Regions from separate parts of the Mus musculus genome. Here region 2 is linked to region 1. A link is a loop called in an ENCODE intact Hi-C map of the cell type or tissue named here. Cell type or tissue: heart. All regions are shown on one strand.

Region 1 (5,000 bases):
CAGAAGGATAAAAGAAAATTAGGAGGGGTGAGGCGGAAATCTGATCTAAATACATTGTATATATGAATGGAATTCTTTGTTGTTTCTGTGTAGCCCTGGCAGTCCTTGGAACTCACTCCCTAGACCAGGCTGGCCTCGAACTCAGATCTGCAAGCCTCTGGTGGGATAAAAGGTGTGCTGCTGCTCTCACCACTCAGGTATGAATAGAATTCTTAAACTAATAAAAACATATTTAAAACTAAACATTTAGGGGAGAGATGGTTCAGTGGTTAAGAGCACTGGGTGTTCTTCCAGAAGATCTGGGTTCAATTCCCAGCACCTATGTGGCAGCTCACAACTGCAATTCCAAGAGATCCAATCCCACATACAGACATACATGGAGGCAAAATACAAATGCATATGAAATAAAAATAAATACAAGTTATACAAAAATTAGGTTATTAAACATTTAATCTTTACTATACTTTATTACATGTGACAAGTTGATCTTACTCAGTCCACACCTCTCTCTGTCCACATGCCTGGTAGAAAAATGCACTGATTCATCTTGCTCTATTGCAACATAAGGAAGTGTCTACCAACCAGCGGCTAGACTACCTGCTTCCCACCATGTGTAACGTCCCACTTAGCTTCCTCATGTGGATAAAAGAATGACACTTCATGTCAAAGTTCAGGGTTACCCAAGGCCATTCCATTGAGGCAGCCACAGAGTAGCTCACACCTTTAAACTCTTCATTCCAGAGGCAGAGGCAGGCAGATCTCCTAGTTCTAGACTAGTCTGGTTTACCTATATATCTGGCTCCATGCCAGCAAAAACTATATTTAAAAAAAAAAAAAAAGCCAGGTGTGGTGGCACAAGCCTTTAGTCCCAGCACTCGGGAGGCAGAGGCAGGCAGATTTCTGAGTTCGAGGCCAGCCTGGTCTACAAAGTGAGTTCCAGGACAGCCAGGGATACACAGAGAAACCCTGTCTCGGAAACATACACATACACACACACACACTCAATTGATGGCAATCAAAAAAATGTTCAAATAATCAATGACTTTTATTGTGGTAGAATATCTATAAAATTCTTCATCTTAACCGTTTGTAAAGCATACAGTTCAGCAGTAATCACGATGCTATGTAACTAGCACCTCTGTCTAATTTCTATCACTAGAAAAGGAAACTCCATAGCCATTAAGCTGTCACTCACTAGCCCTGTCTTCTCAGCTGACAGACAAATCCTGTCTCTAGGTCAATGGACTTCCTATGAATAAATTGGAGTGGGGGCTGCTTTGGAGTCCTTAGACTCCTTTAGCTGAATCTCAGCTCCTGAGTAAGCCTGTGACAATCATTCTCAAAGCAGGCTAGAAGCTCCTCTCCCTGGGAGTAATGAGATGGGCAGGAGGGAGGGGCTCAGCTGAAGGATGCCAGTGAGGACCACCTTTTACGTCTAAAAGAGGCAGAGTGAACAAGGCTCTGTCAAGACACTCCTCCTGGTTACACCCTGGACAGTCAAACACACTAACACTCCCAGATATTGAACTCTCAGAAAAAAAATCTCAGTGACTATTTGTTCTTCAGTTTTTGCATTTTCAAACTCTGCTTTTGAGATCCAAACTTTCATCATCAAATAAGTGTAAAATGGTGAAACTCAGACTCAGAACTAGATCTGGGCCCACTTCCTCGAATTATTAGGAAGTAGTTTCGTTTCCTTTGGGGCCCCACCCTTCTCAGGCTCTGATCTCCCACCCTTCCTTTGAGGTCGAGGAAGGTTTGGCAGAAATAATTGTTCTTTCTAGGACGGGTCCCCATGCTCTCAATGCCTTCAGGAACAGACAGGATTACTACCTTTCAAAGCAGTGTGGTTTGTTTTTGGTTTTTTGTTTTTTCCGTGTGTAATGGTGGAGGCAAAGACACACGTCACAGAGATGCCCAGATGTAAACTGGAAATGAGGCCTTTGAACTCAGCCAAAGGAACCAGAGCTTCTTTTTTATAAAGGCCAACACTGCTTAACCAAATAGGCAGCAAGGCCCTGCTTTCCACTTCCTCTTCACCCTGCCTCTGTACCCACAGCAACTGCCTCGTCACTGGCTGGGAAAGACTTGATGCCAGCAGGCTCAGACTGTGGATTTTAGGCGGCGGGGGTGGAGGTGGGTGGCTAGGAGGGCAAAAGCACGGAATCCCAGGTCCAGTGAACTTCAACCATCAGAGTATCAGCGCGGGGGTGGGGTGGAGTGTCCCTTTATTCTTTGAGGGAGCAAACATTAAAGACTTTCAGCAATAATGCTAGCTCAAGAAAAGTCCACACCTCAAACTGCTAGGAAGTCCGAATCCAGAATTGTGCCAAATTTTGGTGTAAAGTCCTAAGCTAGAGTAGTTGGATGCAAATTCCAGTTCTCTGAAGTTCCCTACCCCATTACAAGTACCTAACTTTACTTGGCTCACGGGGTGTAACGGAAACCTGGCTTCACCCAAAAGCAAGACGCGTCCCATCAACAAGTGTCCACGGGATCCTTGCGGGGGGGGGGGGGAACGGTGGATGCTGCACGTGCCTAATCGCGTTCTGAGCGCTGGGGTAAGAGGGTCTCACATCCCTTCCCGCCCCGGAGTTCAGTGTAGTGGCTATGCATTCACCCTCCCCAGAGCCCTGAGTGCCAGCCAGGAGGGACCCTCGCCTCCGCCAGGTGGAGGCTCTGGGGCCACAGCTGGGACCGGGACCTGACAACTTGGCTCCCTGCGCCAAAAGTGAAGCAACTCGGGAAAGTTCCCGGAGCTGCCCACGCTTCCTGAAGCCGCCTCCTGGCGCCCAGCACACCCCGGCGCACGCACGGACCTGAGATGGTCTCCTGGTATCCCTTGGTGAAGTACTGCATGGCGGTGGCCGCCCTCCAGGGCGTCTTGAGCAGCCCCTGCCGCTGGGGGTCCTCGCCCAGCGAGAGCAGAATGGACGAGTAAGCGGCCGCCAGTTTGGGGAGGTTCACCTGGTTTTCCTCCTCGCTGCGGTGCCGCCCTGCCTTCCAGGCGTCGGCCGGCTGTGCGCCCTTGGCCTCGGGCGGCCGGGACTTCTCGGCAGGCGGGCTGGCCCCGGGCCGCGGCAGCTCCCGCTCGGAGAACCCATTGGTGCACCTGACTCCCCGCGGCTTCTCCATGGACCCGGCGCGACCGCTCCCGAGACACCCTAGGGTGCTAACAAGCGCTGCGGCTCAGCTTAGCCGGCGGCCGTAACCTGTGGCCGTCACCCGGACTGGGGCTCAGCACCTAGGGACACTCTCGGAGTCTAGGGCAGTCGCCGGCTGGGGAGCCCCGCCGCGCCTCTCTTTTTATGGCAGGGCGACTCGGCCGGCGCCGCGAGATATTTTCATTGGCCGGAGCCTCTTGCGTCATGGATCTCTCCCCGCCCCTGAGCCCCGCCCTCCTGGGTGGCCCCTAAACCCCCGCAGTTACACAAGACAAGCTTCTGGTTAGACCCCCTCGACTTATAAAAGGAAGAACTGAGTCTACAAAAAGCCAAGAATCCGGGGAGCTGGAACCTCCGAGATAGAAACACCGATTCTCCCTCACTTTCCACCGGAAAAGGGGGCGTGTTCGCAAAAATGCTGTGGTCTAGTTGCCCTGAGAAAGATGAGCTAACTAACAGGTGACCTTGCTGGGGCAGGCAGGGTGGAGCAAATATTCTGGTGATAAGCAACCTTGTGCTCTTTTTTAAATATTTTTTTTCTTTTTAGCTTTTTTTTTTCCGAGATTACAATAATTTCCTGTCTGTTTTCCCTTTCTTCCTTCCAAACCTTCCCAAATACCTTCACCCCGCCCCCCCCCACACCTTGTTCTCTTTTACATTCAGTCTCTTTTTTTAACAGTTCTTATGTATGTATGTATGTGTGTTTCTAAATATATAAATACAACTTGCTCAGTCTGGTTAATGTCTCTTGTGTGTATACATTTTCGGGGCTAATCTGGTATTGGTGTTCTCTGTCCTAGGGAAGATTACCTCAGTCTAAGCATTCCTCGGTCACCTGTGGCTCTTTGTCTAGGGTGAGGGCTCACGAGTCGTTGTCCCACACACCCTCACCCCCATCCTTGTTTATACTTCTACTGGAGTCATTCTTTTTTTTGTTTTTTTTTTTTTTGTTTTTTTTTTTTGTTTTTTCGAGACAGGGTTTCTCTGTATAGCCCTGGCTGTCCTGGAGCTCACTTTGTAGACCAGGTTGGCCTCGAACTCAGAAATCCACCTGCCTCTGCCTCCCAAGTGCTGGGTGTCATTCTTTTGTTGTGCTTTGTTTTACTTTTTGAGACCAAGTCTCACAGTGCAGCTCTGTCTGGCCTGGAGTTCTCTATGTCGACCACCAGGAAGGCCTTTAATTCAAATGATCTGCCTGCCTCACACTTCCAAACGGTGGGATTAAAAGCATGAGCCCTGCCTCTCTCCTGCTTTAAAGACTGGAGAAGTTGTGACTTGAAAATTGTTCAGTCGTTTAAAATGTATACAACACACACACCTGCCACTCTAGAAAACCCTCTGGCCTCTCTCAAGGCATGAGTTATGGTGCATGGCACTCACCGGAGTCCCCTATGCCTAGGGAGATAATAATATTTGTGAGCTGCCAGATCGCTGCTCTGCTGTTTTAACCTGCTCTGACCTTATCTTTCACAATGACTAGGGGAAGCTTGTTTTCTTTCATTACCCTGAATTTGGTGATCAGCAAGAGGACTAGGGCAGCTAGCTACACCCTCTAGCCGGACAGTGTGTACTCTGCCAAGAACTGGTCCTTGGCAAACCAACCACTGACAAGAGGGGTGCTAGAGTAATGGCTCGGCAGTTAAGAGCACTTGCTTCTCTTCCCAGCTCCCAGCACCTTCCTCAGGCAGCTCACAACCAGCTCCAAGAGATCCAATCCCCCTGACTTCTGCGGGCACTTGAAATCACATGCACAACCCCACGCACAGACACATACATAATTTTAAAAAGAATTTGTTTATTAAAACAAATACTTAAACTGGGCACACGCCTTTAATC
Region 2 (5,000 bases), 180 kb before region 1:
CTCATCCCTCTTCCATCCATCCTTAAAAGGACTTTGTACCTCTCTTCTCTGGACAGATGGTGATGAATAGAAAACCAGGGAGGCCGGCCCTGCCTTAGAAATATTGTGACATTTCGATGGCTTGTTTATTGTTTTAAACTCCACGAGAGAGAGAGAGAGAGAGAGAGAGAGAGAGAGAGAGAGAGAGAGAGAGAGAGAGAGAGAGAAAGGTCCACGCCACTCTTGAAGCAATTCTTCCTAATTCACCCTTTCTCGCCTGGCTTCATACTAGCTTCCCCTGGGGATTATAATGTGAGAACATGGAGACTAAGATTCTCAATTCTCTTGGTCCCTCCTGTCAGTGGTTCTCAAACATAATTAAGCCCACATCTCAGTCATCTGGAAAGCTGGTCAAACACAGGCTCATGAGTTCCCAGACACAGGGCCTCCTGCCCTGAAGCAGCTCTTAGACCTTTTGGGCCAGTCCTTCTCCCAAGCGCATACAGCTCAGTGGGGATTCGAGCCCAGATGATACTGTGCTGTGCTTTGTGAACCATCTTCCTCTGTCCCACCCCACCTCCCACCAAGTAGCTCTTGGAAATGGATGCCTCCAGAGGGTGTCCCTAGAGCACAGCTTGGGCACTTAAAACTAGGGTCCTGAATGCCGTCCCCCTGGTGACTCAACCTCACCTGTGTTTCTGTATGAGGAACGGGGGCAGTACTGATCCATGGTCCGTGGTACAGCGATCTGTTGCGTGTCTCTCTGACTTAGGGGGAGCTGGTATCGAGCTGCTGGGAGCACGTTTGCAGGGAAAGGCTGGTTCTGTCTTCTTCTGGTCCCCATTTGTCATTGAAGCTCCAGCTTGGTTTCTTCTGTTGACCCTGAGCTTTACTGTCTGAGGGGGAGGGGTATCTGAGGAGAAAGAATAGACTCTTGTCAGTCAGCTGTCACAGAACATGTTATGCGTATCTCTCAACCCATGCCGTTAACCAAGACTGTATGGTCAGCTTAGGGAAGGGAGTAGCGGACTGCTCGTGAGGCAGGGCTATGACTAGAGAGAATGATGTTGCCATGTCAGTGATGGGGCTCAAAGGCATGAGGGCTAAACTGAAAAAATGAGATTGGGGGTGGAAGGCAGACTCTTCAGCTGATGCCACAGATGACGGAAGGAGCAGAAGAGAGGACGGGGAGAATCTGGATATATATGAGGCACATTTCCAACAGAGAGTATCTAATGTCAAAAACAGAGGTCTCTTTTATAGGATTTTAGCGGCTGGTGGCCATCTCCACTAGAACACTGACAATAAACCCAGATTCCAGTGGGTTCTGCTTCTTGCCAAGGAGTGTGTTGGATGCTGGCTGGGGATCTTCTACATCAGAAAGTCACTGCTTTTTACAGCAATGCCTTTGGTTGCAAAGATGGAGTCCTTCTCCGAGTGCCTCTCTACTCCTAGTCTGCTCCCCCCCCCCAAATCATTCCCATTAAAGACATTTCGATGGTTTCAAGCACCTTCACCAGCCTCTCTACCAATTTTATTGAAAAGGGCAGGTCCTAGTGCCAGGCCGAATACCTTGACGGAGACTAAAGATAAGTAGTAGATAGATAGACTAACAGGTACATCCTTGTCTAAAGGTGGCTGTGTAAGAGCCATTAAAACAAAGTGACACTGCTGCTGTCCTCCTCAGCTCAGGACCAGTGAGGATAGAGCTTTGCATTGTCTTTCTCCTCACAGGACTTTGTCCCCAAGACCTGGAGGTAAAGATGAGGGCCAGTCGGCGAATTTCTAAAGCCCCTGGACATAGAAGTGCACCTGCCTTCCCCCATGACCACCAATAGACTTCTGTCCTGGAAGAAGCCCCCCCACCCAGGTCTCCCCTCTCAGCAGTGAGCTGGGGCAGCTCAGAGCATACACAGCATGTGGGTCTGCTGGACCTGGGCTATTGAAAGCTCACTCATGTCTGGACCCTGCTGCCCTGGGCCTTTTCTTCACCCTCTGTCCTTCCTAGTTCCCTGTGGCTTTCCTTCCCCCTTAGGTCTTGTCCTTTCTTATAGAATTCTAGACAGCATCCTTGACTTCAGGAAGCATGAGTCACACTCTGCCTATGCATGGCCTCAGTTGTGTTCTGCAGTTTCTCACCAAGTTAACTAAAGCAAAAGGTCCCTACCTGGTCAGTCCAACTAGCTCTGCTCTAGCCATTGATCTATAGCCCTGCTTAGTTCTGGGCCCCAAAGGGGGTGGGGGACACGGCCACAGTCATTCCATTCTTTACCGTCACCTTCCCTGCTGTCCTTGCTGCTCTCTGACCTCAAGACTTCAGCGTTTAGAGGTAGTTCCCCTTCTCGTTAAAAAATAAAATTAAAAAAAAAAAAGGTGAAACCTGGCCTCATCACCAAACCTACTAACCTGAGTGAGCCTGCAGCACTCGTAGCAGGTGATGCAAACCTGCTTTTACTGCTTGCCTCTGCATAAATTCCCAGGGTAATAGCTTGGGAGTGGACCAGGAAGGGAGGTGCACCTCTAACTCCCTCTACAGGGCTGTGCTGGTACAGCACAAATAGATGCCTTCCAGGCTCACCCAACTCTGTTCTTGGTTAATCCAGACTTTCTTTCATAAGGCAATGCATAGTTAATCTGCAACAGAGATTCAAATAGCTTACCTCAATAAAAAAATCATTCATTTCTTCTCCATAGGTGACTTAGATGTGTAATGCTTCAGATTTTATGCCGAAATGCATAACATATAAACCTCACCGTCAGCACCTTCGCTATGCATGCTTTGGGAATATCAGTGTGCTCTTTCTTGATGACAGTATTTACACAGCTACACCCCACAGCATAAACTCACACATTCACACTAATACATTAGATTCATAGATCTTCAGATGAAAACGTTTGCCTGTTAAGAAACTCCATTTAGTTTAGGAAGTGTGAGACCCCGTGGAGGTACAATCTGGGCTCATTTTAGAGAACATCTCTCTGGTGCAGGGTGGAGCTGTTGGCTGTAATTCTCCTCACACTTGCCAGGGTTGGTTCCTAGTGTGTGAATTAGCTGCTGTCCATGTTGGCCCCAGTGATCAAGCAGGAGCTATCAAAGCTTTCTTGTGAACTGCTAAGTTCTCCAAGATACTCCCCGCAGCTCTCTTCTCTGGGAAGTACCAAGCACTTAGGCCTTGGCATTGTCTAAGGCCTCCTTACACTGCAGTGAACACTGAAGAGAGCATTCTGTCGGAATTCTCATTTTTGGCCTTCCCATGGGACAGTGTCCAGTGCTCGTGCAGTATCACAAAGCAAGAGCTTTTGTTGTCTTTCATCAAGTCAGCCCAAGGATTGCTGATTCGTTATTTTAAAGACTCTGAGCATCCCGTCATGGTGGAGGGGGTTGGGCTCAGGTGGGGGTAGGGGTGAAGATTGGCAAGAGCAGAAACTCATGCCTTTACCCAGCGTGCTTTCTCCAGAAAGGCTTCCAACCCTAGCAGCTACGTGAGTGGCATCTGTAAGATTGTGTCATGTGGTTGTCAAGAGCAAGGGAATGGTGTTTCTATCTCCAATTTCCATAAGTTTTAGGATCCCTGTTCCTAGGACATTTTATTAAAACTGTCACCATGCGAACATAAACCGTCTTGACACAATGCCATTGGGATTGCTTTTCTTTCACTCTTCAACAGATGTTTGCAAAAGAGTTGCATTAAAATACATTTAACTCTACTATCTCTCCCTCTCAAATCTTTTTTTTTTTTTTGGTGAAGATTACCTTAATTGGTGTTGTGGCAACCAGGGAGAGTACCCAAGGATGCCTTTGTTCTGCAGCAGAATTGTCCACCCTAAAGAGAATGTTATGAAGGCAGTTCAGGAAAGACCTGGAAATTGAACTGTTTTGTCTTCTGTCAGACATCCAGCAGGCCACGCGGGGCTAAGCTCTGTGAGAAAGTGAAACAGTATCAGGGATGAGCGAGGGCAGGGTGAAAGGGTGAGGTGAGCAACTTCGTATGAGAGAGGTTTCCTTAGAAAAATGATATCTGCACAACAATGAGCTGACAGGAGCAACACAGTGGCTCAGGGGAAAGCCCTCTAGGAAGGGAAAACACCAAGGTTCCAAGGTACCAAAGTACCAAGGTTCCAAAGGAGGTGCGCCCCTGACATGTTACAGGGACCTGGGCTGGAGCAAAGCAAGAGAGAGACAGACAATAGCAGAGTGGGACTGAATTATAGACCCAGGAGGACGCTGGCTTTTCCTCACGAGGACACCGTGTGCTGCTCCATTTCCTACCAGCCTTGCAGAATATCAGAGTCTTGGGTGCCTACAAGGAAAGGAAGCTTATTTAGCTCATAGATTTGGAGGCTGAAAGGCTAAGACCAGACCTAGTCCAGCCCAGTTGTGTGAGCCTCTGGTGAGAACCTCGTGGTGAATGGCATCACAATGGGAAGAGTCTATACAAAAGAGAAGCTTTGATAAGACAAAAAAAGCCAGAGAGAGTCAGGGGATGAGGCTGGCTCTTTTTACAGGTCACTGTCATGGTACCTCTCAAAGGTCCACTCAGGTCCTTCTGTGGACAGTGAACTATCATCTAATTAGCTTCTCACGAAGCCCTACCTCTTAGAAGTCACACCACCTCTGTACACATGGGACCCAGTCTTCCAGTGTGTGAGCCTTTGGGCCATCCTCACACCATCCCCAAACCACAGCAGATGGGTAGCACTCCAATCTTTAATCGGGAGAGCCATCAACTAGTCTTAAAAGATCATTCTTGCAAAATGCTGGTTGTGATTCCTAGACTTTCACTGATGATGGAGCAGGGTGCCTAAGTGTGTTCAGATTCTGAATATATTCTGAATACACTAACGGATTAAGTTCATGATGACAGATCTGGAGCGATAAAGAGGGAGGGACATAATATCTTTGGACATAAAGTGTTGAGACCCTCCCTGTAAATGGAGATGAGGGTACAATGGAATCCATGTCTAGAGACTAACAGAGAGATCTGGGCTGTAAACATAGATGTGGTAGTTTCCCTGCATAT

What was found. A loop is a pair of places that touch in the nucleus more often than their neighbours do. Peaks named below come from ENCODE experiments on the same cell type or tissue, not always from the same donor. Only the 100,000 strongest peaks of a DNase experiment are listed, where the experiment ranks them.
Region 2: it touches region 1 in a loop (2.7-fold over the local background); 3 of 42 quality-filtered maps call a loop at or near these places.

The regions. Positions count from the first base shown.
Region 1 is chr14:47,186,133-47,191,132 of GRCm38, forward strand. Gch1 (GTP cyclohydrolase 1) reads right to left here and starts at 3,281. Exons shown (of 6, transcript NM_008102.4): 1 at 2,820-3,281. The coding sequence starts at 3,135. In heart, a CTCF peak has its summit at 2,897; DNase peaks (open chromatin) are centred at 1,759, 2,079, 2,739 and 3,309; H3K4me3 peaks cover 1,865 bases; H3K27ac peaks cover 1,235 bases.
Region 2 is chr14:47,001,866-47,006,865 of GRCm38, forward strand. The region is part of intron 2 of Samd4 (sterile alpha motif domain containing 4); the gene reads left to right. It overlaps Gm52121 (a long non-coding RNA gene), which reads right to left. Exons shown (of 3, transcript XR_003951145.1): 1 at 3,734-5,000; 2 at 670-892. Among named protein-coding and RNA genes, the nearest start is that of Gm52121, 3.8 kb to the right of the region's middle. In heart, a CTCF peak has its summit at 2,505 (motif pointing left); no DNase peak of the experiment used is centred here.